Regions from separate parts of the Homo sapiens genome. Here all the other regions are linked to region 3. Evidence: chromatin loops called from intact Hi-C (ENCODE). Cell type or tissue: IMR-90. All regions are shown on one strand.

Evidence for each region. A loop is a pair of places that touch in the nucleus more often than their neighbours do. Peaks named below come from ENCODE experiments on the same cell type or tissue, not always from the same donor. Only the 100,000 strongest peaks of a DNase experiment are listed, where the experiment ranks them.
Region 1: a loop joins it to region 3, with 6 times the contacts of the local background. A loop is called at or near these places in 12 of 110 quality-filtered maps.
Region 2: it touches region 3 in a loop (2.9-fold over the local background); 6 of 110 quality-filtered maps call a loop at or near these places.

Annotation. Positions count from the first base shown.
Region 1 is chr11:24,381,834-24,389,833 of GRCh38, reverse strand. No RefSeq gene overlaps it. Among named protein-coding and RNA genes, the nearest start is that of LUZP2, 110 kb to the left of the region's middle. In IMR-90, a CTCF peak has its summit at 3,084 (motif pointing right); a DNase peak (open chromatin) is centred at 3,083; H3K27ac peaks cover 156 bases.
Region 2 is chr11:23,016,665-23,024,664 of GRCh38, reverse strand. All of the region lies in intron 4 of LINC02718 (long intergenic non-protein coding RNA 2718), which reads right to left. All of the region lies in intron 1 of LOC124902646 (a long non-coding RNA gene), which reads right to left. Among named protein-coding and RNA genes, the nearest start is that of CCDC179, 160 kb to the right of the region's middle. In IMR-90, a CTCF peak has its summit at 3,174 (motif pointing left); no DNase peak of the experiment used is centred here; H3K27ac peaks cover 225 bases.
Region 3 is chr11:23,536,509-23,544,508 of GRCh38, reverse strand. No RefSeq gene overlaps it. Among named protein-coding and RNA genes, the nearest start is that of MIR8054, 120 kb to the right of the region's middle. In IMR-90, a CTCF peak has its summit at 4,274 (motif pointing left); no DNase peak of the experiment used is centred here; H3K27ac peaks cover 809 bases.

The DNA of each region.
Region 1 (8,000 bases), 850 kb before region 3:
ATTTAAAGAGTTGCACGCTGTGGACATAGGCCCATCTTGCTGATATATAGCTGTGACGGAACACAGCACTGAGAGGAAAGTGGTTTTAATCTCAAATCTCAATGACCCGTACAGCCTGGGGCAGGCACCTGCATTTATGAAAGCAGCAGATCCCAAGACACGGGACTTAGTTCTAACTACATACTTCAGACATTTCTGCAGCAGTAGAATAGAATCCCTTGGAATATCGTGGTGGCAGCTGTTTCATGCAACCTTTGCCTCCGTCACTAGTCAGGGTCTATGTAGCATAGTGGCTTATTCTGGAAAAAACAAATTCAGCCCTTTGTCAGATGAGTAGGTTGCGAAAATTTTCTCCCATTTTGTAGGTTGCCTGTTCACTCTGATGGTAGTTTCTTTTGCTGTGCAGAAGCTCTTTAGTTTAATTAGATCCCATTTGTCAATTTTGGCTTTTGTTGCCATTGCTTTTGGTGTTTTGGACATGAAGTCCTTGCCCATGCCTATGTCCTGAATGGTAATGCCTAGGTTTTCTTCTAGGGTTTTTATGGTTTTAGGTCTAACGTTTAAATCTTTAACCCATCTTGAATTGATTTTTGTATAAGGTGTAAGGAAGGGATCCAGTTTCAGCTTTCTACATATGGCTAGCCAGTTTTCCCAGCACCATTTATTAAATAGGGAATCCTTTCGCCATTGCTTGTTTTTCTCAGGTTTGTCAAAGATCAGATAGTTGTAGATATGCGGCGTTATTTCTGAGGGCTCTGTCCTGTTCCATTGATCTATATCTCTGTTTTGGTACCAGTACCATGCTGTTTTGGTTACTGTAGCCTTGTAGTATAGTTTGAAGTCAGGTAGTGTGATGCCTCCAGCTTTGTTCTTTTGGCTTAGGATTGACTTGGCGATGTGGGCTCTTTTTTGGTTCCATATGAACTTTAAAGTAGTTTTTTCCAATTCTGTGAAGAAAGTCATTGGTAGCTTTATGGGGATGGCATTGAATCTGTAAATTACCTTGGGCAGTATGGCCATTTTCACGATATTGATTCTTCCTACCCATGAGCATGGAATGTTCTTCCATTTGTTTGTATCCTCTTTTATTTCCTTGAGCAGTGGTTTGTAGTTCTCCTTGAAGAGGTCCTTCCCATCCCTTGTAAGTTGGATTTCTAGGTATTTTATTCTCTTTGAAGCGATTGTGAATGGGAGTTCACTCATGATTTGGCTCTCTGTTTGTCTGTTGTTGGTGTATAAGAATGCTTGTGATTTTTGTACATTGATTTTGTATCCTGAGACTTTGCTGAAGTTGCTTATCAGCTTAAGGAGATTTTGGGCTGAGACAATGGGGTTTTCTAGATATACAATCATGTCGTCTGCAAACAGGGACAATTTGACTTCCTCTTTTCCTAATTGAATACCCTTTATTTCCTTCTCCTGCCTAATTGTCATGGCCAGAACTTCCAACACTATGTTGAATAGGACTGGTGAGAGAGGGCATCCCTGTCTTGTGCCAGTTTTCAAAGGGAATGCTTCCAGAATCTACAATGAACTCAAACAAATTTACAAGAAAAAAACAAACAACCCCATCAAAAAGTGGGCGAAGGACATGAACAGACACTTCTCAAAAGGAGACATTTATGCAGCCAAAAAACACATGAAAAAATGCTCATCATCACTGGCCATCAGAGAAATGCAAATCAAAACCACTGTGAGATACCATCTCACACCAGTTAGAATGGCAATCATTAAAAAGTCAGGAAACAACAGGTGCTGGAGAGGATGTGGAGAAATAGGAACACTTTTACACTGTTGGTGGGACCGTAAACTAGTTCAACCATTGTGGAAGTCAGTGTGGCGATTCCTCAGGGATCTAGAACTAGAAATACCATTTGACCCAGCCATCCCATTACTGGGTATATACCCAAAGGACTATAAATCATGCTGCTATAAAGACACATGCACACGTATGTTTATTGCGGCATTATTCACAATAGCAAAGACTTGGAACCAACCCAAATGTCCAACAATGATAGACTGGATTAAGAAAATGTGGCACATATACACCATGGAATACTATGCAGCCATAAAAAATGATGAGTTCATGTCCTTTGTAGGGACATGGATGAAATTGGAAATCATCATTCTCAGTAAACTATAGCAAGAACAAAAAACCAAACACTGCATATTCTCACTCATAGGTGGGAATTGAACAATGAGATCACATGGACACGGGAAGGGGAATATCACACTCTGGGGACTGTGGTGGGGTGGGGGAGGGGGGAGGGATAGCTTTGGGAGATATACCTAATGCTAGATGACGAGTTAGTGGGTGCAGCGCACCAGCATGGCACATGTATACATATGTAACTAACCTGCACAATGTGCACATGTACCCTAAAACTTAAATAAAATAAAAAAAAATAAAAAATAAAAAATAAAAAAAACAAAAAAAAACATTAAAAGCAATGGGAACATTAAAAAACAACAACAAAAAAAAAAAACAAAAAAAAAACATAAAAAACAAATTCAGGTGGCAGGAGAAGTTTCAGAAACCTGCATAGTAAAGGGGCATATTTGAGTCCTGAGTCAATATTGGTTCTTTTTCATGAATAAGCACTTATCTTTGGATAATCTAGGGAAAGATGCATTAGGTGAAAAGGCTAAGAACGTGGGTGTGAGTTTGAGTGGTTTCAAGTGTTGCACTTCAGAATGTTAAATAGAAGACTGCTATTCACATCCTAAATTAGAAGTCAAATGTTTCGGTCTTCATGTATAATGTACTTAATTTTCACTAAAATTTTATATGATGCATAAAGTACTATTATTATATTGCTTTACAGATGATGAAGCTTTAAATTAGAGAAGTTCAGCAACAGGCCCAGCATTACACGCAAAAGTGGTAGCTTTGAACACAGGTTCATCTGTCTTTAAGATCTGGCCTTTTAACCATCATGTTTTCCTGCTACCCAACCATCATTGTTCTTTGTCCTAAGGGAAGTGGAGGGAATGTCTCAAATTTGAGTGTTAAATCTACTGCCTTTATCTCTCAGTGGTATTTTGGGAGCGTTGTCTTGCAAACTTTCCCCTTAGATTTCCACAAGGGGGCATCCTTAGAACTCTCAGAAAGGATCTAATAAAATTAACTCTTAGTGGGAGGAAATCCAAGCTTTTCCATTTAGACCGGTGGTTCCCAAAGGGTATCCCCAGAACCAGCAGCATTGGCATTACCCGAAAACTTGTTTAAAGTAAAAATTATTGAGTTGCTCAGCAGATATACTGAATCAAATCTCTGGAGGTAGAGTCCAGTAATCCGGGTTTTAAGCCTTCCAGGTGATTCTGATGCATAACAAAGTTTTAGAACCAGTGAATTCTTGGTTTTATTACAGTAAATATGTTTCTTTTTAAGTTCAGGAATATTCGATTATTAATAAAAATTCCCACACTGTGAGAGCCACAACCCTAGAATATGATCATTGTCTCAAATTGAGGGCCAAGACTTATTCATGAATCACAAAATCAATTCAATGGACCCATAGAAAGAATACAGATGAGAATGCCAGTACCCATTACTTTTAGTAAGAGAAAAAGTTTCTTTGTGAAAGTTTGTTTTAAATGGGTCATGAGGTACAATGTATATTGTACTGTGGGCCATGGTCAAAAAGCCATTGCATAGTTTGAAAGCTAGTAAGATATGTTCTCAACAACATACAATATCCCCACGGCATTGCTGCAGCTGAGAAGGGTGAGTGGAACATAGAGGGAGTGGTCATCCTAGGACAGTAGTGTAGAAAGAATAAACTTTGTCACGGAATCCAATACTCTAGTAAGGAGAATATAGTTTTTGGAAAAACAAAACAAAGAAGCAAAACTAATAAATATACAAACAAGCAAATAACTCTCAGCATTCTGTAGGCTAGCAAGGAATTCTGTGCCAGTCTACTAGAAGATCACTGGTTCTCTTTGACCTGAAGAGAAATATTATTCCCAAACTATTATAACTTGGGGTTATTAAACACTTGTCTGACAGAATATCTGCCCACTTAAGTATCTCCCTGATGATAAGGTATGGCCTGCACCAGGGCCTCAGATTTTATGGTTATTAAGAAGGAATAATTCCCATTACAGTTAAAAGAAAGTTAAAAGAATCCTGACTTATTTGTTTCTCTGATGAGTTTACCTTGGGGAAGTCTACTACTAGAAGATAACGTATTGTATGTGGAGAATAAGAACATCATAGTTCCTGAGCAGGAAAAGTTCATTCAGGTTGTATTTCCCATTAATGAGCCGAGATGCTACTCTTCAGGCTTTTTTTTTTTTTTTTTTCTCTCTTCCTCAGCCCTGGTCACTGACTGTTACTCTGTAAGATCCTCGAACAAAATATTACAAGACAGGCTACATGACACAAGTTTAGACATGCTTTTCAGAAAGAGGCTCAAAGGATCAGGATAAAGGTGGTTTCATACAGCTATATATATATATCTGTATGTGTATATATATATGTACACACACACACAGATATATATGTGGGCAGATTTTCTATCAGACATGTATTTAGTAACCCCAAGTTATAATAGTTTGGGAATAATATTTCTCTTAAGGCCAAAGAGAACCAGTGATCTTCTAGTAGACTGGCACAGAATTCCTTGCTAGCCCACACACACACATATATATGTATGTGTATATATATATACACACACACACACACATATACATTTCAATAAAAATCACAAGAACACAAGTCAGAGCCATAGAAAAATCATGAAAATCAACTTACAGCTGTCTAATGTTTAGCAGTCCCCTGCCAGCATGGAATAAAGTCACCTGATGCTGTCAGATCAACATGCATGTTTATTTCATCTAACAACACACAAACACCCAGAATGCTTTTCTTCTCATATGTGAAGTCTGTGACATTAAGATACCATATAACTGAATACTGACTCCAATATTTGGTGATTGCAGGATTAAAAAAAAATCACTTCACCTTTTAATTCTCAACTTTTGTTTCTACAAAATGCAGATGGGGAGCAGTTGGGAATAACAATCTATGAATGCAAAGAATTCATGTAGCAATTAAGTGAGATCCACGCAAAGACCTAGGACCATGCTTGAAATATAGTAAGTCCTCAACAGAAGATTTCTACCATTATTATTTCATTCTATAGTAATTACAATGAGAACACAGTCACAGCTGTAAACTCCAATGCTCCAGAACTTTTAAATTCATTTTTTGTTTGCTTATTTATTTTTGTACGTCTACTGTGTGCCAACTCTAGGTATTGGAGTGAAAGTATGAATCAAACAACCTTCCTACCTTTCAGGAGCTCGCTTTCTACCAAAGGAGAAAGACATGCAAATGAATAGCTGTAATCAGTGTGACAGAAACTCCCATATGCCATGTAAAACACTGTGCAAACACAGATGGAAAACTTAAAGCTCCAGAGAGCAGCAACGTCTTGGTTCCACTTCCACATGCACACATGGAATTGAAGACATACAATGAAAACCTTGGGCAAACAAGGTGGAAGACCAGAACATAAGGATTATGGTTCTACTTTTATTTTCCTCAACTAGTAACTTCTTAAGTTTTGTTAGAAACCACCCATGATTTCGAAGACAGTAGGAAGCAGCTTGAAGGATCAAATATCTATTTAGGTTTTATAGCAGGGTTTAAAAAATTTGGTCAATCGACCCCTGAGAATCTTGTACGGGGGGTCTCTTAGTTAAAAAAAGTTTCCTTGGTAATATTAAGATATTATTGCCTTTTTCTCCATGCTTATATTTCCACTGATGATATAAAAATAATAATGGGGAAACTGATGGTGCTTCAGCTTTAGTCAAGATAATAGCACCAGATTATATTAATAGTCATGGTATACTTCACTTATGCTTTGCTTAAGAAGTAGTAAAAATATTAATCTTATTAATTCTTGACTCTTTTATATACACTTGTGTATTAAAACAGAAAGTATGTATAAAACACTTATATTACAAATCCGGCTATGATGGAAACACATCCAGTTGGACTAGCCGCATTTCCTTGCGAAAAATTCACAACATTTTTACTTGAAAGAACCGTTAACAGATAACTATGGTTATCAAGAATTGAATGTGGCTGGGCACGATGGCTCACATCTGTAACCCCAGGACTTTGGGAGGCCGAGGCGGGTGGATCACGAGGTCAGCAGATCGAGACCAGCCTGGCTAACATGAGGAAACCCTGTCTCTACTAAAAATACAAAAATTTAACAGGGCATGGTGACATGCGCCTATAGTCTCAGCTACTCGGGAGGCTGAGCCAGGAGAATTGCTTGAACCTAGGAGGCAGATATTGCAGTGAACCAAGATCACGCCACTGCACCCCAGCCTGGGCAACAGAGCAAGACTCCCTCTCAAAAAAAAAAAAAGAATTGAATGTTCAGTGGATATTTCTCAAGGTGCTATAAACTGTGTTTGTCATGTCTAATGTGGGTAGATTATACTCATAAAGACACATGTATGTGTCAGACAAAGACGGGAAGTTTGAGGTCAGATTACACAAAACCTTGCTGACCAAATTGAGGAGATTAGGCAGTACTCAGTAGGAAAATGTGAAATACAATATTTTTATCAGGGAAGATAAATAATCCACTAGATATTTTAGAATAGCAACTTACTGCTGAATATGATAGTATGGAAATGTTGAAGATTGGGTCATGATTTAGAAGGCTACTTCTATTCCAGATGCAGGCTGTGAAAGGACTGGAAGAGACATATGTCAAGTATATGATAGGACAAAAGGGCAATATGATATAGCAGTGCTGAATTTTACCACAAGCGGATATTCATAGTTTGTGTTTAACTTTAGTTTTCTAACTTGAAAAAATATTGCCAATGCTTACATGTTAACAGAACAAAGATAATTGAGACTTGCATTACAAGAGTTATATAACTGATTACATGCACTGTTATCTTTCTTGCTCTATCGTGTTTGAACTGTTGTTTGTATTTTTATTTTTATTTTTTTCTCTCTGGGACTACTTCTTGTGGTTATGTTAGAACATTTAGATGGGCATAATATAAAGGAAAAGCTATGCACTATATACACACAGACACACAGATACTCAAAATCTGAATTACTCTGACCTCTATCAGGAAAGAGATGAGATACTCAAAAGTAATGTGATTCAAGAAGGTTTACTTTACACAGAAGGAGTTGGGGAAGAAATGCATTAACCTTACTCCTCTTTCTCCTTACAGACTTCATTTTGGCATCCCCATTGGTGAAATTCCAAGAAAACCTGAATGCAATTGATGCAAATCAGCACACCAGGGCAGAGAGGGAGGTAGCAAAGGGTGGAGGCAGATCCAAATCGGCAAGCAGAAGATACTGGCACGCACGCACACAAATACACAGAGAAACATGTTCAAAACCCACCCAGGCCGAGTTGCAATTCCTTAAATGCAACAAGTAAATTTTCTGTCAACAACAAAAAGCTGAATTAGGCAAAGCATTGGTTTATTTGGATTTTAGCTCCATAGCAATGACTACAGTTGTGAGCCAATGAGATATAAAACAAAACAAAATGAAAATCAAAAATAGAAAACTAAGCTAACTTATTCTGTAATGTTTGGCTTTGAAAAAGACAGTATCAGAAGAGATGTTAGAACAAAAGCCTTTACAAAGTCACTTTCTGTAAAAGCCTGCTTAGAGCCAGAAGTCGCAGGTGCTAAGATGCTGAATTGAATGACCAAAATCAAAATATCCTTCTAGAACAGTTTCTTAACTTCCACACTGTTGATATTTTGGGTAGGTTAGTTCTTGGTTGTTGAAACTTTCCTGCACATTGTACAATGGGAGCAGAAGCCCTAGCCTCTACCCTTTGGACGTCAGTGGTGCCTCACCCCTGCTCAGTTGTGATGACCAGTATGTCTCCAGACATTATCAAATGTCCCCAGTTGGTCGAGGGCTTCATTGAGCCTTATGGAGAACTACAGAACTAAACCTTCAGTCTAGGCTTCCAGAGATGCCTGTT
Region 2 (8,000 bases), 520 kb after region 3:
GAGCATCTTCCAAGGTTTGTTTAAATTGCAGTAATATTAGGTTGGTGCAAAAGCAATTGCAGCTTTTGCCATTAAAAGTAATTATTTTTAATTCAGCCACTCAGATGTTCCTTTCTCCTAAATTTTTCAGTAAAAGCCTAGTCAATATATGTTTGTGTAGTATTGAAAATTTAATAAATTAGGGCAGATTATGGCTGAAAGTTTGAAACATCTTCCTGTTTCCCCTCTCATGGACATCAGCCCATTATAAATGTGCAAATTTAGAGGCAAATTTATGCCTCCCAAATATGCAAAGTACATTAAAAGTAATTACTTTTAATGGTGAAAACTGAAATTACTTTTGCAGCAACCCAATAATTCAAAGCCTCAAGTTATCATTCAGCTGACATATATATCTATGCATAGATAGGTAGATAAACTTATTTTTAGTAATAAGTATTTTCATTTTAATATTTCATTCTAATGACTTTATAAAGAGATTACATGAACAAATGTATACTTTTTTATTCTTTCTATAACATAACCAATCCTCCTGGATGTGTCAATTGGTCTTTTTACTTCAGGTCATGGAAAGAATTGATATGTCTTTGCCTCCGAATTTGCACATGTATAATGGGCCGGTTGCCAATGAGAGAGGAAACAGGAAGAGGTTTCAAACTTTCAACCATAATCTGCCCTAATTTATTAAATTTCAAATAGTACACAAACATATATTGACTAGGCTCTTACTGAAAAATTTAGGATAAAGGAACATGTGAGTGGCTGAATTCCACAGCAATCTGTGGATGCATCATTTGGATCAGAGTGATTTATTATTCTGTTGGTGTTGCTTTTACTGGACACATCCTCCCAAGTACCAGGGGTTTGTAACCCAGGGTCTCCAGATTTTTGGGTATGCACTGTGAAAAGGGACCCACTTATAACTATTGTACCTTGAGCTCTTATTTCAAAAAAGTTCCGGGAAGAAGCTCTGCCCCAGAAAAACAAAAACTGTTTGGATCCAGAGATGCCTGAGTTGGAGGTGAATTTTGCTGAACTCCCCTCATTACCATACTAAAATCCCCACCCCAGGAGGAGCTTATTTGTCATTTTCTATACATGCTTCTGCATGATCAGCGACTGAGACTGCACTGTCTTTACTCCCTCTCTACATAAAATGACTCAGCTAAACAACTCAATAAAAGCTGTTTTCAATGATGTTTTGGAGCCACTGCCTTGGGAACTATCCTCAGTGTTCTCTTTACTTGTTGCAAGTAATAAAATCCCCTAGCTAAATCCACCTTGGTCATTGGACTGTCAACCCTCAAGTGATAAAGCCCACCTATTGTGTGAGTAACAATCCTGGTGACTCAGATGGGCTCAAGACCCTGGTTCTGATCCTAACTCCTCAAAGCCTCCCAATAGGTGAAGCAGTGGGTAGCGGCAGCTCACCCAGGCTAACTCGCTCACATTGCCTGAAAGGGGTGGGTATGATACAGGAGGATCTTTCACATGGTGACAAGCCCACCAGGCTGTCACTTGGGCCTACCCCAAAAGAGTACAAGTGGCTGCCTGAACCTTTTTGTTCTGTGATCCTTCAGGGCAGTAAGTGGACTTTACACCATGGGCTGACTAAAAGAGTGAATTCTTTGGATCTAGCAACGGGATCTCTAGAGTAAGGGCAGTGTACCTCTGTTTGACTTTCTTTCTTTTTCTGGTTTGTGCCCTGGGGGATTGAAAGAAACTCCCATCACAGTAAACAGCAATCTAGACCTGGCTAGCCAACAGTGAAATGAACTGTGAGATCAATTTTTCCAGAGATAGGTTTAAGGTCATCAGAGGGGATGCATCTTCCAAAGTAGAAAGGGACCTGTGGAGGCTGGAAGCCCTCGACTTTGACAGCTAGACTGGGAAAACTTCAGCTTAGGAGAAGGGGCTCACACTGATACATTCCTGATTCACCTGGGTATGTTCTCTTCAGGTATCAGCTTTTAAAAGAAGGGGAAGCTACTATGCCTGATGCCCAGGAGGGTCACTGGGCAGCATGGTGGGATTTTGCAGGAAGCACACGGGGCTGTGCTTGGGATCTGCCAGGTCACCCTCACACATTGACTTACTTTTATTATGTGTGTTAGAGGGGCCTGTTACATTTTGAGAGGAAAAATCAGTCATTGCACATCTGTATAACTGTTAACCTGCTATGTAAACTTTGAGAAGCTAGAATCGAACCCTAAATAAGAACTTTAGGGTATGGGGAACCTGACCTCCGTATCAGAGCAAAGCCCATTAGGGTTTATCCTCTAAACACTAGAAGATTTTGGGGTATTCAGATAAAGCCTTTTAGGGTGCATTATCCAACACTAGAAGATTTTTGGGTATTCTCCAATAACTAAAAAGAAGATGATTTTCTTTTGTAACACAGCCTGGCCACAATGTGTCCTAGGTAGCCAGGAACAATGGCAGAGGGACAGGTCACTTAATTACCATAGCATTCTTCAGCTGGATATTTTCCATAAGAGGCAAGAGAAATGGGATGAGATACCCTGTGTCCAATGTTTTATGGCCCTTTACCAGAACAGGGACCTATAGATAAAGTGCGGACTTTGTACTCTCAAGGTTGGACCACCTGGATCTCCAGCTAAGCCACTGGAGAAGCTGCTACCAATCCTAGAGAGCCCTGTGGATGAGAAAACCTCCCTCCACCCCATGAAAGCCAGGAAAGAAGAGAACAGAGAGAAGGAGGTTGTCATTCCAACAGATTATCGGGGATGTCTCCTCCCACGTAACCACCTGACTTGGCAGATAAACTCCAACTAAAATATCAGGGGCCTCCCCAACTAATGTGTCAGGGGCTCCTCTTCCAGATAGCACAATCCCGGAGTGGGAGCTTTTACAAACTGGGAGGTGGGATGTTTCCCCTCAGGCAGGTTTTGGATGGGGATGTGCATTTAATCCAAGTACATGTGCCTTTTACCACCTCTGAGAACTGTAATTGTGAAATACGTATGAAAGGCTTTCAGGCTAACCTGAGGAATTTATTTCCCTTATAGGAGGCATCTTTTCCACTCACAACCTGACCTGGGCTGATGCTCAGACCTTGGTGACCACCTTTTTAACTACTGAGGAAATATCCACAGTTTTAGCTGAGGCTGGGGCAAAAGCTGGCAGGCAGCCTAATAACCAGCCCAATAGCCCCATCTAGTGACCAGAAGAGCAATTGGTTCCGAATGGAGAACCACATTGGGACCCCAGTACCAGAATAGGGAGGGAGAACTTGGAAAATGACCTGAACATATTATTGAAAGGAATGAAAGAAGTTAGCGAACCTCCTGTTAATTGGAGTAAGCTTAGGGATGTTCATCAGGGACCTAGAACCCCTCAGCATTTCTAGAATGGCTGGGAGAGTGCCTGCAGGACTATATCTCCTGGGACCCTGAGGCACAGGGAAGTCAGGTGGTCCTTAGCACCTGTTTATATCTCAGATTGCTCCAGATACCCACAGAAAGATTCAGAAATTGGCCATAGGCCCTGACATTATCCCCTCCCCAGTTAGTAGAGATGACCTTCAAGGTTTCAATAACAGAGATGTGGTTGGAGAAGGCAGAAAAGAAGACGAAGAAAGAAGCAGCTTTCTGGTAGTTGCACCTCAGTCCATTCCAGACAACCCAGAAGGAAGAAGGGAGCCAGCTTGGGTGACTGATCCCAGGCCATAACGTGGGATCAGTCTTGGGCCACCAAGAAACTAGGACCTGATCAGTGTGCCTATTTCAAATTAGTGGGACACTGGGAGAAGGACCCAGCTGTCTCCAAAGAGAGAAGGCTAGGGACAAGCTCTCAACAACAAAAGAAGACTGGCAGGACCCAGGACCTCCCCAACTGGCTCCTCAATATAAGATCTCTATCTCCTTAGAAGTAGGGGGACAGCCGATTTGAGATTCTGCTCAATACGTGAGCCACATTCTCTACACTGGCTAGCAGAAAGGGTACTCAGAGTGTGTAATATTAAGGGGATGTCAGGAAAGGGAGACAGTGAGCAGTTTCTGGAGGCTCTGACTGTGATTCAAAGACCCTGACCCCTCTTCCCTGTATGCCCCTCAGTGGCTCATCCCCTAGGGAAGGACATACTGACAAAACTTGAAGCCATTGTCTGCCTCAACCAAGTCCAGTTAGAAGTAGAGGTGCCAAGAGCTCAAAGAGCTGCCTTCCTGGCCCTTCTTCATGAAGATCTTGATCCTCCAGGAGAAACCCTAGGTGATATTCTAGCACAAGTCAACCCTGAAGTATGGTCACAGGGCCAAATAAGGACTGTCACAGTAGAACTTATAAGGATACAGTTAAAACCAAACAGCCCGACACCAAGAGTAGGAAAATATCCTCTAAAACCTGAAGCACTGCAGGGAATACAGCCTGTGTTAGAGAGTCTCTTACTCCAAGGGCTTATCAGGCCTGGTCACTTCCCATGTAATACCCCACTGTTAAGAACCCAGAAAAAAGAGAGATGGTTAACAGTGCTGCTCAGGACATTTACCCCATAGAGCCTAACACTTATATATTGCTAGCCAGTCTCTCAGGGGACAGCAAATACTTTAGTGTGCTAGCTCTGAAAGATGCCTTCTTTTATGTGCCTCTAAGCCATGACTCTCAGGAATTATTTGCCTTTGAATGAGAGGATCCTAAAATGTTTCAGAGAAGTAATGCTGGATGGTACTTCTCCAGACTTCAGGAACTCCCCAAACATTTTGGGGGGCCCTAAGCTGAGCTCTATGAGACTTGAAGACATAGTGGGGCATCGTCTTGCAATATGTGGATGATATCCTCATAGCCAGCCCCATTAAAGAAGATTCTGGTAAAACTATCCATCCAGTCCTGAACTTTCTAGCAGAAAGGGACTGTAAAGTGTCAGAAGAAAAGTCCAGATTTCAAAGGAGACTGTCCAGTATTTAGAGTATGTTATCCCTCAGGGCCAGTGCAAACTTCCCTATGACCAGAAAATGCTGTTTACCACCTGGTCCTTCCTAGGAACCATATAGAATTGCATGGATTCTTGGGTACAGTGGAATTCTGTCACATCTGGACCCCAAATTTTTGGCTTACAGCAAAGCTACTTTATGACAAGGGCCAACAACTACCTCTTTTTTTTTTTTTTTTTTTTTTTTTGAGACAGTCTCGCTCTGTCACCCAGGCTGGAGTACAGTGGCATAATCTCACTGCAACCTCTATCTCCTGGGTTCAAGAGATTCTCCTGCCTCAGCCTCCAAGTAACTGGGATTGCAGGCATGTGCCACCATGCCTGGTTAATTTTTGTAATTTTAGTAGAGACGGTTACACTGCATTGCCCAAGCTGGTCTCAAACTCCTGGTCTCAGGCAACCTGCCCACCTCAGCCTCCCAAAGTGCTGGGATTACAGACGTGAGCCACTGCGCCTGGCCACACCCACCTTTTTGAATGGGATGGGAAATTTGATCAGGCTTTCCAGAAGCTTCAAAAGCTGTTACTGGAGACTCTGGCCCTACAGCTCCCCAACATAACTGAGCCTTTTGACATCTACATCCATGAACGACAGAGAATAGCTCTTGGAATGCTGACCCAGATGCTAGGACCCATGAAAAGGGTGCTGCACAACTTACTAAATAATGTGATAGTGTGGCAAGAGGTTGTCTCCCCTTGCATGGGGCAGTGGCTGCCATTTGTATGCTTATCCAGGAAGCTGAGAAGATTACAGAATCAAGAATTGACTATTCAGATCCCCCACCACATGACAAGTGTACTGGAGTCTAAGAGAGTTATTGGTTAACAAGCTGCAGAATGCTGCAATATATCAGGCCTTGTTGGTAGACACCTCCAACAACTGCATGTGTACATGCCAATCCTTATCTGTGCCATCCCAATGCCCATTATCCAGGATTCCCAAATCCATTACTGCTCTACCACCATAGAAGAACTATACTCTGGAAGAAACGATTTGTAGAGTGAACCTCTTCCAAATTTGGAAAATGTATGTTTGTAGATGGCAGTGGCTTCATGGAAAGAGGCAAAAGAAAGGCAGGTTACGTGGTTGTCTCCCCATGGGAAACCATCAAAGACTACAGCCTCCCCATAGGAACCTCCACCAAAAAGGCTGAGATAATAGCATTAACCTGAGCCTTAATGTTAGGAAAGACCGAGGCATTGACACTTTACAGATACGTGAGCTATGTGTTCTCTGTTCTCCATGCCTGTGGAGCAACCTGGAAGGAAAAGGGACTTCTTCTAAATGCCAAAAACAAGGAAATCCAATATGGAACAGAAATATTGGCACTGCTTTGGGCCGTGGAAATGCCCAGAATGATTGCTGTAGTCCTTTGCCAAGGTGACCAGGAGGGTCTATGAAATAATACAGGAGAACAACCTGGCAGATACCACGGCCAAAAGGGCTGTGCTGGTGGGGAGGGGAAGTCTGCCAAATGTTCTTGCTTCCTTTGGTACCTTTTTATGAATATAAGCCAAGGTGCTCCCCTGGGGAATTATAGGAAACCAAGCAAGAGGGATAACAGAGTTCCCTCTCAGTGGGGTGGGCTCAAATTTAAAGAGGTAAGATATGGGTGCCCAAAAATCTAAGTTGAGCTATTGTAAAGCATACCCATATTTCCTCACACTATAGCAAGGAGGCTATGCACACCTGGCTCTTTAGGATAATAAGGACTTCAAGGGTAAAGAAAATTATAAAGTGGCTGACCAGTGTGTCTTTTTTCAGAAAAACATGCTCAAACCAGACCTCCCATATCCACTTTGGCCAAGATGGTACAATTCAGTGGAACCATGCCAGGGGAAGACTGGCCAATTGAGTTCATTGTTATGCCTATGGCTCCTGGAGGATTTAAACACTTCCTGGTACTTATAGATATCTTTATCTGTTGGACAGAGGTTTTTCCATGCTGGACTATGAAGGCAGGAGAAGTCATAAAGGCTTGATTAAATGAAATTATCCCTTGATTCAGTTTCCCTGTTCAGTCCAGACTGATAATGCACTTGCATTTGTTTTTAACATAGTGACAAAAACTTCCCATGCCTTGGGCATACAGCGGAAGTTCCATGCAGCCTGGGACCACAGTCTTCAGGGAAAACTGCAAAAGCCAATAGAACTCTCAAGGGTATCCTAGGCAATTTATGCCAGGAGGCCCAAGAGAATTGGTTAAAGATATTTACCATAGCCCTGGCCCACATATGGGCAGTACTCGGAGGTAAAATGGGGTTTAGCCCCTTTGAAATATTATATGGAAGGCCTTATCCAGGCAAGGCAAGCCCCCTTTTTTGCCCAGATACAGAGATAGAAAGGACAATAAAGCATATCACTTATCTAGAGTCAGCAGTACCCTCTATAAATCATTATGGCAATCACAGCCTCCCAGTCCCCCCTGGGGTAAACCTTCACCCATACAACCCAGGAGACAGGGTATACCTTAAGATATACAAGACCAAGCCCCACCAGGACCAGCTTTACCCTGTATGGACAGGGACCTACCTAAAGCTTCTAAGCACTCATTCTCCCCTTAAACTCCAGGGAGTAACCTGTTGGGTCCATCATGATTCAAGAGTGAAGAAAGTCAAGAAGCCCCCAGGTTACCCTCCCTCCAATATACTTGTGAAGCTCTCATGGACCTCAAATTGGTTTTCAGAAGAAAAGGTCCAGATAAGTAAAAATGAACTCTCTTTCCTTTATGCTATTTAGCCCTTTTAGTTCCCATGGCCAGTGGTCTCTGGGAGGCCAAGGCAATAGTAAACTTCCAGTGGGAACAATCTGTCCAAATGCTGGATATGCCACAGGTATCCCTAGACCTGGAGACGGTGGCTGCTGCCTTTCCTTTGTGGGGAGACATTAACATCACAGTGGTGGGATGGAGATCCAAAATCTCACCCAAGCCTATAGCTGTCCAAATGGGCCCTTCATGTTCTATGGTTTGTGTGGACCTCACCCATAAGAGCAGTGTCACCAAGAGAATCAGCCTCATTTGTTTAAATTGCCCAGAAGAATAGAAAAAGTG
Region 3 (8,000 bases):
ATGTTTATTTTCTTATTTATTTATTTATTTAATAGACTATTTTTAGGGCAGTTTTGGATTTACAGAATAATTGAACAAATACAGTAAGATTTTCTGTTTTTGCCTGTCTCTCTAAATTTAGGGGCAGTTTACCTTGTGACCTCAATCCTCTAATTGATCTAAGAAGAACTGTTGTCTTTCAATTTGTTCAGATTTTTTATTTTTGTGAGAATGAGAGTGGTGACATCCAAGCTCCTTATATTTTGCAGGAAACTGGAAATCTCTCATTTGTGTTAACCTGTTAGAGTTCTCTGCCACTATTCACAGATCTGAAGCCCACTCCTTAGGTATGATTTACACAAAAGAACTCACGCTGGTGGGCCATTCTCAATGCCTACCATACTGAGAAGTAGCAAAGATCTATGGAATCTACCAGAACTAATAATACCTAAGCCCCACCCTGTCAGGATCTCCAGGAAACCAAGGGAATAAATCTTTGTGTAACTGTGTCCTACTTCCTCGATTTACGTAACAGATATACTAGGCCAGAAAGATGCAGCCTCAGAATCCTTTTCCACCCAGTACTCTGAGGAGTCACTATCAAACCATTTGCACTGGCTCAGGAGATTGAACTGGTTCTCCATCTCTCCCCAAGACAATACAAGGAAACCTACATTAAAATAAGGATTCTTTCCTCACAATGTTACACTCTAGCTCAGGTCACAAATTGAAAACAATTAGAGCACAATGCAAAGCAGTTGTTTTACTTAAGATAACACTAGAGGCTGGAAGAGATAGACCTCTAAATCTCAATAGCTTAATATAATAGAAGTTTATCTTTTTATTCATGTAAAGTCAGGATTATGCATTCCTAAGCAGTGGGAACTCTTTATCCAGCATGTTTTAAAAATCTAGGTTTCTTCCCTGAAGTGTTTCTTTCATCTTCCAAAGATATGTTGTTTATCGGCAACAAGAGAGAAGAAAAAAAGCGTGTGGAAGATCACACTTGGAAGAGTTCTGGGTACAGATGAATTGGACCTAAAAATTAGCTCTACTCATTATAACCTGTATGGATTTTACCTAGCTATTTAAGTTTTCTGAATCTGTTTTGGTTCTAAAGTTGATGCAATGATACATAACTTTCAAAGATTATAGCTAAAATTAAAAACGTGGCTAAAGCCCCTAACAAGTAAGGGTTAAACACTTACTTAAGAAGCATTAAATTAACACTAGTATTATTTCCCTTCTTTTTAAAAAAATAGTTTTTTACTAGATTGTGTAGACTATGTATAAATAAATATATGTGTATACAAACATCCACGCAAACATACATGTAGGTAACTTTCTGTATGTAGTTTAATTTAGAGCTTTTTGTATCATTACTTAATGGCTTTCTAAAGTATTTTCAAATCCCTTGAATCTCAGAAGAGTAAAGAAGATAATAGGTGGTGTGTTCACAGCAAGTATATTAAATTAAAACAAATTATTATTTTTAAGTCAAAAACAGTTGTCAGCATTTTTGCACAGTTCAACCTAGTTGCTCACATTATAATTAGGGAAGGTTATAGAGAAAGAAGCTGTATTGGTTTCGAAGGATGGATAAGATCAAGATACACAACAGTTGAAAGGAAATACAGGTCAAAAGTATTCTTTGTTCACAGCAGAAACATTTGAAATAAAATAAGCCAATTGCCGTTTGCTTGGTATTTCCCAAGAAAGAGGCAAAAATACACCCTCATTGCTCATCGAGTATATTCAAACTTTATAACAGGAAATGACCTGATACTTATCAGTAACTGCTTTAATTACTTTTATTCATTCTGGTTCACTTGTGAGCAACTCTCAGGATACTTGATAGGACAGTATAAAGTCAACGAATTATTGTTCTTCACAAATAATCTTTTTATTCTCTGGACAGTCATTTTACAAAGGAAGACCCATATGAGTACAGTGCTTAATTCCAATCAAGTTGTCCACTTTAATTTGGGAGGTGTAAGGTGTGCTCAAGCACTGATGTAGGGTTATTCACCATGCCTCTTATGTCTCCAGTAGAATTATATGGTGCATAATTTAAATCCCATGATGCAAATGACAACAAGCCTTATATCCAGGTCTGATGTTTAAAGCTAATGAGGAAGTCTACTATACAAGGGAGAATTTCCATGCTAAGAATATGTTGTGACAGAGTACATGTAACATAGACTTTGGACTAGAATCTTTCAGAGTGAAAACTGCTCTCTTGTATATTAACTTGGACATTTAACCCCTTGCCTTGGTTTCCTCATCTATAAAATACACGTATACAGATATTTGATATAAAGCTGAATGAGTTTATTGGAACCCCCAATTAAGATAATATTCATAAATATTCTTTATAAGTGGTAAAGCACATTGACATATAAGCTTCATTTGGTAAATGTCATGCATGTCCGAGTGAAGAGACCACCAAACAGGCTTTGTGTGAGCAACAAGGCTGTTTATTTCACCTAGGTGCAGGTGGGCGGAGTCCGAAAAGAGAGTCAGCAAAGGGTGGTGGGATTATCATTAGTTCTTATAAGTTTTGGGATAGGCGGTGGAAGTAGGAGCAATGTTTTGCAGGCAGGGGGTGGGTTTCACCAAGTACATTCTCAAGGGTGGGGAGAATTACAAAGAACCTTCTTAAGAGTGGGGGAGATTACAAAGAACATTCTTAAGGGTGGGGGAGATTACAAAGTACATTGATCAGTTAGGGTGGGGCAGAAACAAATCACAATTGTGGAATGTCATCAGTTAACGCTATTTTCACTTCTTTTGTGGATCTTCAGTTGCTTCAGGCCATCTGGATGTATAGGTGCATGTCACAGGGGATATGATGGCTTAGCTTGGGCTCAGAGGCATGACAGTAAACAGATATTAAGTAGTTACTAGGTACCAGGCAGTATGTCTAAACCTGAAGACACAAGAGTAAATCATGATCCCTTGGCAAGCCATCATGGCTCAGGCATGTAATGTGGCACTTGGGAAGGCTGAGGCGGGTGAATCGCTTGAACTCAGGAGTTAGAGACCAGCTTGGGCAACATGGTAAAACCCTGTCTCTACAGAAAATACAAAAAGTAGCTGGGGCATGGTGGCTCATGCCTGTACTCCTAACTACTTGTGGGCTGAGGTGAGAGGATGGCTTCAGCCTGGGAGGCAGAGGTTGCAGTGAGCAGAGATCACACCACTGCACTCCAGCCTGGGTGACAGAGTGAGACCCTGTCTCAAAAAAAAAAAAAAAAAAAAAAAAAAAAAAAATCATGATACCTGCACTCAGAATTCTTAGTCTAGAATAGAATTCAGTAAAAGGTAATTTCAATTTAATATGGGAAGGTCTATTTTAAGAATTAACATTTTGTTACACAACTAGTGAAGGGTAGAGCTGGGAAATAACTTCTAATTCATTTAACTTTAGAGCCCTTGTTTCAACCACTGCACTAATTTGCAGTAATAGTGATGCTGCTAGCATGCTAGGAAAGCATCAGATGTAAAAACTCACCCGTAAAAACTCACCCAGTCTTGCCGTTAAAGAGGTTATAGAACATATTTGCTGGAAAACATAAAAATGAGTTTCTCATCTAAAGAAAAGAGAGAAATAATTGCAAACAGAGAAAAGAGAGCTAAGAAAAGCAAAGAAAGCTAGAAAAAGGAAGATGTACTCTGAAAACATCAGTAAGGTTTCTGATGCTAGAGGGTTAGTTGCCAGTTGCTACTATAACAGATTACCTCACATGTAGTGTCTTAAAACAACACTATCACAACACTTAAAACTTATTATCACACAGTTCTGTAGATCAAAATCTGGATGTAGCATAGATTAAAAGGGTGCACAGTTCAGAATTTTACAATGCCAAAACCAAGGAATCAGTAGTCTGCAATCCTTTCTGGAAGCTCTGGGGATAAATCTGCTTCTAACCTCATATAGGCTATTAGTCAAATTCAGTTCCCTGCTGTTGGAAGGTTCCTGTTTCCTACCTGGTTGTCAGCCAGGGAGCCAGTCTTTGCCTCTAGAGGATGCACACATTCTTTCTCATGCTTTTCATTTGACTCACAGTCTCCAGCCCTTCTTAGCAATGGTGGATCAAGCCACCTTCCTGTCTGCCCAGGGCAAAGAGCTAGTGCACCCCCAGCCTCGCTTCACACCGCCCCCCCCCGCCCCAGGAGAGATTTCAGCACATCTCACCCGAGCTCTCCCTAGCACCCCTGTCAGGACAGGTGCTTCCACTCTTCACTGGGGTATCCAAGGGTGTGCCAGCTCTTACTCACAAGTGCCATCTACTGGAAAGAAGATTGAACTGCAGAACCAAATTTAAAAACCTGCCAACAGAAGGGAATAGAACTCGGAAACAAGATAATCAGTCTTCCTGAGACCTCTGTACTCCCAGCGCCACAGAAGATAGCGCGCCTGAGCATATGTCCACTACATTACTACTATAATCGGCATCTGAGAAAGCCACCACTCAACAGAAAAGCTATCTATAACCAAGGAAGTATATACAGTGCTTTTGCCTGCTGAAAGCACCCAGAACCAAAGCTAAATGATCATATACAACATAGGTTACAGTCACCTTCAAGGAGGAAAATAAAAAACTACCATCCAAATGAGAGTAAATTGGCTGGGTGTGGTGGCTTACATGTGTAATCCTAGCACTCTGGGAGGCTGAGGAGGACAAATTGCTTTAGCCCAGGAGTTGAAGACCAGACTGGGCAACAGGACAAAACCCTGTCTCTACAAAAAATACAAAAATTAGATGATGGTGGTGGCACATGCCTGTGGTCCCAGCTACTTGGGAGGGTGAGGTGGGAGGGTCACTTGGGCCCAAGAGGTCGAGGCTGTGGTGAGCCACGGTCATGCCACGATCGTGCTACTGCACTCCAGCCTGCGTGACAGAGCAAGACCCTGTCTCAAACATAAAATAAAAGAAAAACAAATGGGAGTAAATTGAAAAATAAGAAGTAACAGCTTCTTCAGATGAGAAGGAATCAATACAAAAAAACAAAAACAAAACAGATTTCCACACCCCTAAAAAGCACACTAGCTCTCTAGCAATGTACCCTAACCAAAAGGAAAATTCTGAAATGACAGATAAATAATTCAAAATATGGATTATAAGAAAGCTCAATGAGATCCAAGAGAAAACTGAAAACACAAAATTGAAAATACAAGCCATGCAAAGAAAACCCAAAAGAAAGCAGGTATACTTATATCAGATAAAACAGATTGTAAGTCAATTAAAAATTACAGTAAAAAATGACAAAGATTATTACATAATGATGAAGAAATCAATTCAAGAAGTTGTGACAATTCTAGATGTGTATGCACTCAACACCAGAGCACTCAGATTCATAAAACAAATACTAATAGACCTAAGAAAAGATGTATAAGACGATACAGTAATTGTGGGATATTTCAATACTGCACTGACAGCACTAGACAGATCACTGAGGCAGAAAATTAACAAAAGAACCCCAGATTTAAGTTGTATTCCAGAATAAATAGACCTAACAGACATTCACAGAACATCCTGCCCTGCAACTACAGAATACACGTTTTTCTCATCTGTACATGAAACATTCTTAAAATTTTCCCATATATTAGGCCACAAGGCAAGTCTCAATAAATTTTTAAAAAGTCAAAATTATATCAGGCATGTTCTCAGGACACAACGGAATAAAAAAAAATCAATACTAAGATTAACTCTCAAAACTATATAAATACACAGAAATTAAATAACTTACCCTGAATAATCTTTAAATAAACAGTGAAATCAAGGTAGAAATTAAAAATTGTTAAAATAAATGAAAATAAACACATGGCATACCAAAATCTCTGGGAAACAGCAAAGGCAGTGCTAAGAGGAAGATATATTTTAAAAACATAGAAAAATCTCAAATTAACCTTACTTTGCACTTTAAGGAACTAGAAAAAGAAAAACAAACAAAACCCAAAGCTAGCAGAAGAAAAATTATAACAAAGATCAAAGCTGAACTAAATGAAACTGGGACCAAAAACAATACTAAGAATCAATAAAATAAAAAGATGGTTTTTTGAAAAGATAAAAATGACAGACTACTAGCTAGATTAACCAAGAAAAAAAAGAGATTCAAATAAGCACAAGCAGAAAGAATAAGAGTGACATTATGACTAATACCACAGAAATACAAAAGATTATTATATACCACTACGAGCATATTTACCTACACGAACTAGGAAACCTAGAAGAATGGATAAATTCTTGAAAACATACAACCTCCCAAAATTTAACAAGGAAGAAGTAGAAATCTTGAACAGACCAATAGCAAGTAATGAAACTGAATCAGTAATAAAACATTTCCTGACACTAAAAATCCCAGGACCAAATGGACTTATAGCTGAATGCTTCCAGACATGCAAAGAACTATATCATTATCACTGAAACTTTTCCAAAAAAGATCAAGGAGGAAGGAATCCTCTCTAGCTCATTCTAAGAAGGAGTATTACTCTGATTCCAAAGCCAGGTAAGGATACAACAACAAAAAGAAGAAAACTACAGGACAGTATTTTTGATGAACAGAGATGCAAAAACCCTCAACAAAATACTAGCAAACTGAATGCAGCATCACATCACAAAGATAATGCACTATGATTAAGTGGGTTTTATTCCTGGGGTGCAGGGATGTTTCAACACATGAGAATCAATAAATGTGATTCACCAGGTAAACAGAATTAAAAGTAAAAACATTATAATCATCTCAATAGATGTGGAAAAAGCATTTGATAACATACAACATTCCTTCCTAATAAAAACCCTCAATAAACAACCATCCAAAGATCATAACTCAAAATAAGAAAAGCCATATATGACAAACCCTTAGCCAACATCATTTTCAGTGAGGAATAGTTTAAAGCAGCAACTCCCAACCTTTTTGGAACTGGGGACAGATTTCATGAAAGACAATTTTTCTACCGACTGTGCAGAGAGTGGGGAATGGTTTTGGGATAAAACTGTTCCAGCTCAGATCATCAGGCAGTAGTTAGATTCTCATAAGGAGTGCACAAACTAGATCCCTCTCATGTGCAATTTACAACAGGATTCACGCTCCTATGAGAATCTAATGCCAATACTGATCTGACAAGAGGCTGAGCTCAGGAGGTAATGCTTGCTTGCCCACTGCTCATCTCCTGCTGTGTGGCTGGGTTCCTAATCGGCCATGGACCACTACTGTTTGGCAGCCAGGTGTTTGGGACCGCTAAGTGCCAAAGGATTAAAGGATTCCCCGTAAGTCCTGGAACAAAACAAAGATGACCATTTTTATTACCCCTACTCAATTTAGAACTGGAAGTCCTAAATAGAGCAATAAGGCAAGAAAAATAAATAAAAAGCTTCCACATTGGAAAAGAGGAAGTCAAATTATCTGTTTGCCGATAATATGATGCAATACCTAGAAAACACTAAATACTCCTACAAAAAGATGCCTAGACTTGATGTAAAGTTTCAGCGTACAAAATCAAGGTACAAGAAATCAGTAACATTTCTGTGTACCAATAACAATCTAGCTGAGAACCAAACCCAGAATTCAATATCATTTATAATGTCTATAAAAAATGAAATACCTAAGAGTACTTTTAACCAAGGAAGTAAAATACCTCTGCCAGGAGAAATAGAAGACACTAATGAAAGGAATTGTAAGTGACACAAATGGAAAAACGTCTGATGCTCATGGATTGGAAGAATTGATATAATTAAAATGACCATACTGCCCAAAGCAATCTACAGATTCAATGAAATGTGTAACAAATTACCAATGTCATTTTTCAAAGAATTAGAAAATCCAATTCTGAAATTCATATGGAATCAAAAAAGAGCCTGAATAGCCAATGCAATTACAAGCAAAAAGTACAAAGCTAGAGACATCATGTTACCTGACTTCAAATTATACTACAGAACTATAGTAGCCAAAACTGCATGATATTGTTATAAGAATAGATACATAAATCAAAGAAGTAGAATAGATAACCCAGAAAT